Regions from separate parts of the Homo sapiens genome. Here region 2 is linked to region 1. A link is a contact called in ENCODE Hi-C data. All regions are on one chromosome and are shown on one strand. The core of a region is the stretch at or near the end of the contact, and the rest is flanking DNA. Distances in the headings are between cores, read along the strand shown. Region 1 holds the start of RNASEL (ribonuclease L). Region 2 overlaps COLGALT2 (collagen beta(1-O)galactosyltransferase 2).

What was found. A loop is a pair of places that touch in the nucleus more often than their neighbours do. Pooled maps may share reads with other maps.
Region 2: a loop to region 1 is called in a pooled map, with 3 times the contacts of the local background. The contact joins the enhancer-like site here to the promoter of RNASEL in region 1. A Hi-C loop is called at or near these places in 2 of 50 pooled maps.

What each region holds. Positions count from the first base shown.
Region 1 is chr1:182,586,070-182,591,960 of GRCh38, forward strand. RNASEL (ribonuclease L) reads right to left here and starts at 3,187. Exons shown (of 7, transcript NM_021133.4): 1 at 3,098-3,187; 2 at 1-901. The coding sequence starts at 737. RefSeq lists an enhancer at 2,903-3,062.
Region 2 is chr1:183,954,636-183,960,526 of GRCh38, forward strand. It overlaps COLGALT2 (collagen beta(1-O)galactosyltransferase 2), which reads right to left. Exons shown (of 12, transcript NM_015101.4): 7 at 127-203. Among named protein-coding and RNA genes, the nearest start is that of COLGALT2, 80 kb to the right of the region's middle. RefSeq lists a silencer at 1,197-1,361. Within about 2 kb of position 2,181, at least 5 of the 41 ENCODE cell types and tissues checked have a DNase peak (open chromatin) inside an H3K27ac peak, as active enhancers do.

The sequences.
Region 1 (5,891 bases), core at 1,937-4,436:
GCCAGGATCAGGGGAGTCTTCCCTCTTTCTCCCCTCACATTGACATCAGCCCCATGGTCCAGCAGCAGATGCGTAATAGCCTCCACATCACTATCGTCAGAGCTCAGGAGAGCATGGATCAAGGCATTTCTGCCCATATTGTCACAGGCGTTTACATCTGCCCCCATCTCATCAAGGAGAATCTTCAAGACCTCTACGTGTCCTTTTTCAGCAGCGTCCATGAGAGCTGTGGCCCCTCCTTTCCTCAGCCGCTCTTGATCCTCCTTTGTCTTTCGCCTCAAATTCACATTTGCTCCTCTCTTATAAAGGAATTTTAGGGCTTTGACCTTACCATACACAGCGGCTTCCATGAAGGCTGTGAAGCCATAAAAATCACACTCATTGACATCTGCTCCTTTAGAAAGGAAAAGTTTCAGCAGCTTCACGCTCCCCGCAATCGCTGCGAGGATAAAAGGCGTGGCCCCATTCTTCTTCCTCAGAACAGGGTCAGCACCATGACGAAGCAGAAGTTCCACAATGTCCTCCCTGCTCATTTGTACTGCGTTATGCAGAGGTGTCCAGCCCCCTTCCTCTTCCTGGAAATTAACATTGGCTCCACCTTCCAGCAATTGCTGGACCAGGTCAACATCTTCGTTTTGAACAGCTTTAATCAGCAAGTGATTGTCTTCCACTGCAGCCCTTCTACCGCTGGAGGACGTGGGTCCCTCCTGGGGGTTGTTATGATCCCTGCTCTCCATGACGGTAAATGCCACCTGCTACCACTTTTAGCCTTTTCCTTGAGAAAATGCAAATTTATCTCCTAGCACTTAATCAAAGAAGCTTTGAGTGTAAATTGGGATTCTCTGGCAACAGAGCAGCAGTATGAAGAAGGAACAATGTTCTCAGTCTTCTGACATTCCACCTGGCAACGAAGAGAGGTGCTTTGTAATTTTACAATAGGGAGAAAACACTTGAATCAGAGAAATTAATTATATTAGCATTTTTTCTAAATACATATATTTATTTCTTATAAAACTTTTAAATTACAGAATATTATAAATATATGTAAATTCAAAATAAGAAAATTATTTCTCTAGTCCCAATGCCCAGAAACAGCCAATGTTAATATTTTAGTGTATTTCTATATATTTTTTAAGACATTTGGAATTATACTCTGTAAGTAACTGTATCCTACTTCCTTTCATTTAATACCATACTATAAGTCATTTCCTGTGTTATTGCAAAGTCTTGTAAAACATTTTTCATGACTATGTAATATGAAATCATACAGTTGTTTCATTTCTCTATTACTGAGTGGTTTTCAAAAATAAGTTTTAAAGGGTTTTTTAAAATTAAAAATTTAAAAAATCTAAATGATGTTGCAGCAAATTCAGCTTATTTTAGTTTATTTTCTTTCGATAGATCTTATGATAGATTTCATATGATAGACTTCAAAGAATTTAATGACTATTCAAAAGATATGATTGTATTTAGGATTCTTAACCTATATTAACAAATTGCTTTCAATGTCATATAAATATATTCTTACCAGAGATAGGTGGCTTCCAAAAAAAAAAAAAAAAGACCATGAAAATATGCACATCAATTATTTATCAATAAAAAAAGAAGAACCCTCATTCAATAAGAAAAATATATTTCTTGGCTTTTTTTCCCTTTGCATTTCTTATGTCACCAGGAAGGTTGATCACTGTGTTTGCTGACTCTGTGCATGTCCTCTTTGTACAACCCTGTGCCCCTATTTAAAGTACAGACAATATCTGACTTATGTTTTTTGACTTTGATTTATGATTTTTTGACTTTGCAGTGGTGGAAAAGCAATAAACATTCAGTAGAAACCACACTTCAAGTACACATACAACCATTCTGTTTTTTATTTCAGCATAGCATTCGATAAATACATGAGACATTTAACACTTTATTATAAAATAAGCTTTGAGCTAGATGATTTTGCCCAACTGTAGCCTAATGTAAGTGTTCTGAGCACATTTAAGGTAAGCTAGGATAAGCTATGACGTTCAGTAGATTAGGTGTATTAAATGTGCTTTTGACCTACAATATTTTCAATTTAGGATGGGTTTATCTGTATGTAACCCCATCATAAGTCAAGGAGTATCTGCAGTAGTGAAAAGAGCTTGTACTCTGACCTTAGGGAGATCTAAGTTTGAGCTTGTGGCTGTGTAATTTTTTACTATTACTTCCTGTAACCTTGGATTGTTGAATCTCAATTTTCTATTTCCTGAAATGGAGACAAAAATAAATACAGTCATGTGTGTAAAGTACATTAAAGTATGGAGTGTTGCAAATATTAGCCACTCAATGAATGTTAGAGCTAATTATATCCCGTTATGAAAAAATAAATTGCTTAGTGAATTCTATTCTCCCTACACATGTGCATATAGCTACTACACGAATAGGCAACTGGCAGCTATCAATTTCGTCCAACTGTCAATCAGATCTGAGAATTACAGATCCAGTTCAATCATCAGACAGCCCGAAACTGTTACCTGAATATTTAAATAACTGCATCTGCTATAGAATTCACGAAGCAACCCTTTTTCAGCAATCTCACCACTCTGACAGTTTCAAAGCCTCAGAGGTTAATTGATTAGCCTCTTAGAAGTTTAATTAATTGTGCAACACATACACGATCACCAGGCAATGAAATCTTTGAACCAAAGTGTTTGTGTAGACCGTCCCCATTACAATCAGATGTGAGGTGGGCTGGTATAAACAAAGGAGCCGGGAAGGAGAGGAAATATCAAGGAAGCCCTGAGTGACGCATCAGAGTAGAGAAGAGACGAGCCTGCGGAAGTACTCCAACAGACAATCCTGCTTTCAATTTCACTTTCTCTGTGCGACCTGAGTAAGTCGCAAAGAGATGCCTGAGAAACTGAGGACATGGATAAATGACGTGTGGACTCTGACAGAACTCTGGAAGGGCACTGGAGGAAGATCCTTCCGGGCAGCCAAGGGCTGGGAGCTCCCCTCCCACTTCCCAAGTCCTCCAGCCCCTGGCCTCTCCAGTCTCCAAAGCCCAAGAATTCTTCAGGATCGACTTATCGAGGTTTTCTAGCTTTCCTCCTTCTGCCTGCCTTACCTGCTCAACTCAGACGTCTCAATTATTCCTTTGGCAGCCGCAAAGCCTGGAAGACTGCTTGCAGCCCGAGCAGTTTCCTCCTGCTGCGTCACTGAGTCAGCAGGGCGGAGCCAAGAAAGGAGTGAGGAGTGTGGGAGGGAAAGCAGCCACAGGCTCACTCTGGCACCAGGAGCAAAGCTTCTACTTGCACACCTTCTGGAGGAAAGCAATAGCCACTTTCTGTCTGCTGATGAGGAATGTGATGCCCGGGGTCATGTCACTCACCTCTCAGTCTTGCAGCCTTTCAGGTGGCAGCAGCCAACTGCATCCATCACTCTTGCATCCTTTCTTTGTCATTGCAAATTCTGGTCTTCTTGGAAGAAAGGAATGGAAAGTAAACACATATTGAGCACCTATTGTGTTCCAGACACAATGCTTTACATGCAGCATGGTCCCAGTTAACCCCTGACAATCTTGTTGATTATGAAACGCAGGCTCATAGAAGCTAAGTAAGCCCAAAGCCCAAGCCCTGTCACCTTTCTCAGCTCACTCAACTCACAGCTCTGAGGCAGTGCGGCCTTCTCAGAAGGGTACCGGACTGGCAGTCTGGAGACCTGATCCTACAGCCAGCTCTGTGGCTGCTTAGCTGAGTGACCTCAGGCATGTGATTTAACCATGTAGGGCCTCAGTTCTCTCCTATAACTTGGTTTTGAAGGTTCCTTTCTGCTCTACAAGTTCTGTTCTTGACTATCTTCCTAGCAATGAGCTGTGTACTGTGTACTTAGTGCTGTAGTGGAAAGTATTTCCATCCCCAAAGAATACCCAGTCTTGCTGGGGAGACAAAGCCCTGGGACTTGTGAACAACAAGTAGTGCATGGTCACTTGACGACCACCTGTGTCACACCATCCAGACCCGGGGCCTCTACCACCCCTTATACACCAGGGATTCCCAGGCCTCGCTCTCTAACCCCAGCCTCTCTGCTGAGCTTTAGACCTACAAATCTTGAATATGTGTCAAATGGAAATACTCATCTTTTCCTAAATCTGCCCCTCCTCCCACTTATTCCATCTCCACAGATGGCACCATCACCCGGAGGCCACCCCTCATCCTCATCCCAACACCAAGTCTCTTGCTTTCATCTACAAAGGGATGACCATTCGAGTCCTTGTCATCATTTATAGCAAGAAATTGATGACTTGCTTCCTAGCCCTTCATCCATTGTTCCACCCTGCATCATTGACCCACCATCATTTTCAGGACAAAGTTCAAAAATCCTTAACCCATTATTCATTTAATTAATACTTGTTGGACAGGCGTGGTGGCTCACACCTGTAATCCCAGCACTTTGGGAGGCCAAGGCAGGCAGATCACCTGAGTTCAGGAGTTCAAGACCAGCCTGGCCAACATGGTGAAACCGCGTCTCTACTAAAAATACAAAAAGTAGCCAGGTGTGGTGTTGTGCACCTGTAATCCCAGCTACTCGGGAGGCTGAGGCAGGAGAATTGCTCGAACCCGGGAGGTGGAGGTTGAAGTGAGCCAACATAGTACCACTACACTCCAGCCTGGATGACAGAGCAAGACTCCGTCTCAAAAAAAAAAAAAAAACTTATTGAGCACTGACTATGTTACCAGTGACTATTCTGCATATCTGGCATAGAATGATTTACCACACCAGTTCCTCACAGAGTTCTTCTAGGAGCTTGCATCTTAATAGGCAGAAATAGATCATAAACAGTTGAAAAACCCAACATATCATGATTTCAGGTTATAATACAGTCCCTGCCTGTCCCTACTCCTCATGGGCATCATCAGTGCTAGCCTCCAGTTCCTTGTCACATTATGTCATATGCTTCTACCTCTATATCTTGACCTATGCTGCCTTGCTACCAGAACTAATGATATTAGTAAGAGTGATGAAAATGTGGATGATTCTGTTAATAATGACAAACATTTACATAGCTCTTTAATATGGTCCAGGAACTGTTCTGAACACTTTATATATGTATTAAATTATTTAATCTTATCCTTATGATGTATATACTATTTTTGTCTCCGTTTTGCAGATAAGAAAACTGAAGCATAAAGTGGTTAAGTAACTTGCTCTAAGGATTTGATCTATATCACTGAACATCACAGAGAAACAGCTTGTCCCCATTCTTTTCTTTTTTTTTTTCTTTTCAAGACGGAGTCTCACTCTGTCACCCAGGCTGGAGTGCAGTGGCGCGATCTTGGCTCACTGAAACCTCTGTCTCCTGGGTTCAAGCGATTCTCTTGCCTTAGCCTCCTGAGGAGCTGGGATTACAGGCACACACCACCACATCCAGCTAATTTTTGTATTTTTAGTAGAGATGGGGTTTCACCACGTTGGTCAGGCTGGTCTCAAACTCCCGACCTCATTATCCATCCACCTCAGCCTCCCAAAGTGCTGGGATTACAGGTGTGAGTTTTTTGAGATGGAGTCTTGCTCTGTCACCCAGGCTGGAGTGCAGTGGTGTGATCTCGGCTCACCACAACCTCCACCTCCCAGGTTCAAGTGATTCTCGTGCCCCAGCCTCCCAAGTAGCTGGAATTACAAGCATGAGCCACCATGCCTGGCTAATTTTTGTATTTTTAGTAGAAACAGGGTTTCACCATGTTGGCCAGGCTGGTCTCGAACTCCTGACCTCGAGTTATCCACCCACCTCGGCCTCCCAAAGTTCTGGGATTACAGGTGTGACCCACCATGCCCAGCCCCTGCCCCCATTCTTACTGAAGCAAGATAATGAACAAAATAAGTAAATCATGTAGTGTATTGTAGGCAACAAATCTACAGAA
Region 2 (5,891 bases), core at 931-3,430, 1.4 Mb after region 1:
AGAGCCATTTCAGCAGCCAAGCCAGTCTTGCTGGCTCTCAGATGCAAGCTCAGGCTTGTGTTCCAAAATGAACACACAAGCCTGCACACGCGTGCATGTGCACACACATATAGACACCTTTCCTACCTCATCAAATCCCATCTTGTCTGGATATTTAGGGACAACTGAGACATACTGGGAGGGTTCCATTGGAGGACGGTCAACTGGAAGACACAAGAAACATGCAGAGTGCTTTGTTAATGAAAGGGTCAGAAATCAGAATTCCATCCGCATGCCTGATCTCTAGGGTTGGAATATAACTTGGAAATACAGGGCAGGGGACAATGGCAGCAGTTCTCCAGGATTGAGTAGCCACACAGGAACCCTGCTGGTCAGGGCACTGGTTTCAGGAGCATTTGATTATATGGAGATTGCAACATTTGCTCCACTTCCCTTAAGACTTATTTCAAGAATATTTGGGAGGCAGTTTAGGATAATGGTTAAGAGGAAGGGCTCCAGAGTCGGATGATCTGGGTCCAAACCTTGGTTTGCGAAGGAGTAGGAGAGTTAGGGGACCTCTTTAAGCTCATTTCTTTGGTGTAAAATTGGGATAATAGAAGTGTATCTGTGTTATAAAATTTAAATGAGACCTGCGTGCAAAGCACTCACCACTTTAACACAGTAAATGCTCAACAACTCTTAGCTATTACTTACTATGGCCCATGATGAAAGAGCTCAGAAATAGGCTAGAATTTTTACTGAAAAACACTTTTTTCTCTGCATTTAAAATTGTCAAAGTGGGGGACTATTTTTATCCCACCTGGGCAGGTTTAGGTGTGGGTGCGCAAAAGGTCCATTGCTTTAACAGGATCTAACCACAGAGAGCTGGCCCATGTCTAATGGGAAGATTCCAGCTGGGAGTGACACTACTTCTTCAATAATGAAAGTTTTATTTATTTGATACTCTAAAAAAGCTTCCTTTGCAAACTATGTATTTTAAAGTTTGGAAGTAATATTGGTTAAGAAACCTGAAAAGGCCTTGAAGAATGTTTAGTATTATAAAAATTCAAAGTCCTCGAAGAATGTTTAGTATTATACAAATTCAAAGTCCTCATTTGATTTTCCTTAAAGGGATAATACAAAGAAAATTTAAAATGATAGCTGGTAACTGGGTTGTTGAAAGAACTATGGGTAATGGCCATGACTACTGTAACGTATCTGTTCACCTCTATTCCAGGCACAGGAGAGGAATACACTCTCTTGCCCTTGAAGTTACTCAGGGCTATATGACTTTCTGGGGAAAGTTTATAGTGTGGTGCTGCTGCTCCACTCTCCAAGGGCTCCCCCGACACTGCCCTTGGTCCCACCACTGTGCTCATAGCGGCATGTGTGGATATGGATAGCAGATGTGAATTGGAAGCAGCCTGGAACATTGCATCAACACATGAAGGGCAGCTCCCAGGAAAGACACCTGCTCTGCAGACTTGGATAGCAAGAAATAAGCCATTGTTGTATGAAGCCAATCAGATTTTTATATTCCAGCATAACTTTGCCCATCCTGAGATACTGTCCAAAGGGTATGATCTGTTTAACTTCACTGAAATATTATAGAGAAATCCTGACATCCAATTTTACTTATTGGCGAATGATGTGAAATTCTAGAACGTAGTGAGACAGAGTTCTTAGGCCAAACACAAGAGCTGGTCTCATTACTTCAAACTTGACACTTACAGTCATATTTCTGTGCATATGCAGTGCATGTCTTTGTCTTCCCAATAGCAGCCGAGAATATTCTGGTCCTTTCTGCTCCACTCCACTCCTTATTAGTTTCTTTTAAAATCAATAGGGAGGGTCCACCAGGTACACGGTTAGGTTTTTAAGAGAAAGAAGCTTAATGTACCAGCTTCCTCCTGTTCATGATATTGTCTGAGGAGCTGTCTCACTCTCCCTCCTGGGGCCTGAGACTTGGGAAGATGTTATATTTTGAGTTACCCATTCTAGGCTGCTGGTCTCCTTTGGACTCACATGGCCTGTGTGGCTTTAACATTTCAGCCAAAGAGACTGCTTTTAGCCACTTTGTTTCCATCAAACATAGGCAGTCATTGCATTCACAGGACAAGTGTTGCAAAAAAAAAGCCACAAGTGGTTGGCTCCCGAAAGTCATCACTGAGCAAAAATATCAGAGAAGTGTGCTTGGGTTTTGCCACTGAAGGCAGCAGTAAGCCACAGAGGAAAACAGGAAGTGATACAGTGAGTCAGACCTAAGAAACTTAGTCTGTGGGGAGAAGGATGTATCTTTGCTGACAACAGACTTGAAGGTTAGGTATATCCTGGCTTCTGTTTGTAGTCATTTCTGACTCCATCTTTCATAATTGATCTGGTCTCTCATTAAATCCCTTCCTGGAAATAATCCTTCCCTGTACTGCCACTTGGGACAATGGGCTTCATTGCTTTCGGGATAGTTTCAAGATCTAATGTGAATAATTACAGCCATTGTTACAGAGGTCTTATCACTCACAGAACCCAGAGTTCTGTGAGTGATATATATATATGTCACATATATACTTGACATATATAATCACATATATTTAATGTTCACATGTACCATGGGATATGTATGAGTGTCTCTATTTTTATAGACAAGGAAACAAACATTAAATAACTTGCCCAAGATCACAGAGCTGATAGAGCTGGTATTTGAACCTAGGTCCTACTCCTTTACCGGAGCTCTTAATTCCCATTCCACATCATCCCCAGAGCTAGTCCTTGGTGGCCACTGGTATTAGCCAACCAGGCAACTGGGCTGGGTCCAGAGTAGCTCATTTAAGCCCAGTCATGTCTGGAATAGTACATGATAGATTGTACTTGGATCAAATCCTACCGCTTCTTCTCTATAATTTCTCCTGAACTTCTTCCATTGTTGCAGCCTAGCTTGGGTCCTTACCCACTATGCCTGGGCTGTTTTTGATTTTTTTCAAACACTTACATGCTCTCAGTCTTTCCTATTCTAATTAATCATGCTCACTGTTGTCAAAATAATCTTCCGCCGCACAGCTCTGTTCTCAACTGTAACAGTCACACTCAACACTATATTTAAGGGCTTAACAGGTTGCTAGGTGTTTTCATAGTCACCATGTAATTTTATCTTCACTTTTTTGTGGTGGTTTTTTTTTTTTTTTTTTTTTTACAAATAAAGAAACTGAGACCAAGCCAGATGTAGACTTGTCCAAGGTCAAATACTGAGTGATTGGCAGAGCTGGAACTCAGTTTTAGACATAACTTCAAGTCCAATTATCTTAATAATTTTTACATGATGTACTGTTGTCTCAAAATGTCAATACTGAGAGCAGGTACCTGAGACTTCCTATCACCTTATGCTGTAATTTGCAAGAGTAATCTCCTCATGCTTTATAGACCATTTAAATCTAACATCTTTATAAGATCTGGCCTCCTGTCATTCATCTCCCGAAGGCAGCACATCCCCAAATTCTCTGTGCAGCTTCTAATGTACTAAATGAGTTATCACATGAAAAGAGATGGGCACAGTGCTTTTAATAAGTGTTAGTCATTGTCGTCATAACCCTTCTCCCACCTCACTCAAATTCTTCAACTCTGATTTCTAAAACTCCAGTCTACAATTCAGAAATTCCCTGACCATCCCCTTCACAAGATTTTCAATTCTCGTCCACTGATGCCTGATAAAACCCTAATCCTGGTTAAACCCATTGCCCACTTACTCAGCACCAAGAGGACTACTGGGAGAAACATACACAATTGTGTTGACTGAGTCACTTCAAAGCTACAATCACAGATGTCAAATTGGCACTTGACACCACCAAATGATGTAAGTGTCCTTTCATAGTAAATTTATTTTCCCACTCTTTGAGAGATTGTATCTTTTGTCTTCTCTCTCCTAAAATCTCCAAAATCTCTGTCTAGCTCATGACTGACTGGCCTATATACTTCAGAAAGAAAATATTCAAAATCAAATTAGATCTACCTTTTCAATCCACCTCAAGTCCACAAACCAAACTGCATGTGTATCAATACATTCTGCCATCCCATCTGCCACAGTAGATGAAGTTTCTATCTAGTATAGCCTCTGCAATATTGTTCTGGGCTGCAACCCAGGACAAAAACCCTCTTGTTTTCACCTTATAATTACCTTCTCTTTTACATCATCAAGATCTCCTTATATACTGGATCCTTGTGACTGGCATAAAACATACTGTTATATTTCTATTTTTTTAAAAAAACAGTACAAACAACCTAACCAGAAAAACCTTTCCCTTGACCTCTTACCCCCAACAGCCTCCATCGGATTTCTCCATTTCCCCATCCCATCAAGATTCAGCTTTCTCATCTCCCCATTGGCTTCTCTTCAGTCCACTTGAATGGATTTGTGTTCTCATCATTGCACTGAAGTGGCCCATGTCAAGGTCATCACAGACCTCTCTCTTGACAGAACCAATGACCAATTCTTTATCCTTATTTTCCTTGGCTTCTCAGCAGCATCTTGGCTCCGTCTTGAAACACTTCTCAATTTTTCCTCCTAGCTCTCTGGCTGTTTTGTCTTCCCCAGGGATCTGTCCTCTTCTCATCCTGTGTTCTTTTACTACATGAGTTCAGACTGTTCCACAGCTTCAAATATCCTTCTGATGCTGATGATTCTCAAATATCTGTCTCTAGCTGGAGTTTCTTCCCTGAACTCCAGACTTATATATCCAACTATCTTCTGCCTTTCTATTTAGATGCCTATTAAATATCTTAAACTTACGTGACCAAAACTAGCTCCCCAACCCCCAGTCTTTTTCTATAAAGTCTTTCCCATCTCAGTAAATGGCATATCAGGCTAAAATCTTGGACTCATCTTGATTCCTTTCTTTCCTTCATGGACTGCATTCAGGTCTCTGTAAGTCCTGTTGCTCCACCACCAAAATATATCCTCAACCTGTCTGTTTCTCATCAACTCCTTGCTAGAGCTCACATCCCAATCACCATCATGTCCCACCAGGAGAGAGGTACTGGTCCCCTACAATCTAGTATCCTCACCACAGCCCAAATGATCCTTCTAAATGCACAAGTCACTTCAGGCCATGCCCCCTCTGCCCCACCCCATCTTCCACGGATTCCCATTACTCTTGGAGTAAAATCTAAATTCCTTACCATGGCCAGAATGTTCGGTGTGATCTGGACATTTCTTCTTCCATTACTTCATCTCCCTTGACCCAACTCATTCTTTATGCCCCAATCATGCTGGCCTTTTGTCCCTGGAACACCCCCAAGCTTTTCCTGTCTAACAGTCTTTACATGTGCTGTTCTTTCCACTTGAGACATTCTTCACCCAAATATTCATATGGCTGCTTCCCAGATATATTGTCTATTGTCTAACTCTCTGTGTTAGAATATAAGTTCCCTGATGGCAGGGCTTCTGCCTGTTTTGTTCACTGCTTTATGCCCAGCATCTTGAACAATCTGCGGGGTACAGTATGTGTTGAATAAATCCTTACAGCCTGATTATCTCTTCTAACACCTTCATTGGCTCCTTAAGATAGGAATTCTTCTTTAGCTGAAGAAGAATTCAAGGACTACAACAATGAAGCCACTCCACCCTCTCGAACTTTATTTCTGCCTACTGTTTTAAGTCAGCTCTCCTTCAGCATGAGAATACTTCGTCTTTTCTTGGTCTGTTTCCTCTGCCTGTAGTGTCCTCACCATACCACTCTTCTTGTTTAAATTTTACACTTGTACCCAAGCTTAGCCTAAGAACGATTAGGACTTGAGGCTCTCCTGGATCACACAGGCCATAGCAATCTCTCTCTATCCCAAATTCCTATTTCTTTGATATTTTCTCCTTTCTCAAAATGCTATACTGTGTTGTTAGTGTTTTTTTAACATCTGTCTGTTTCTCC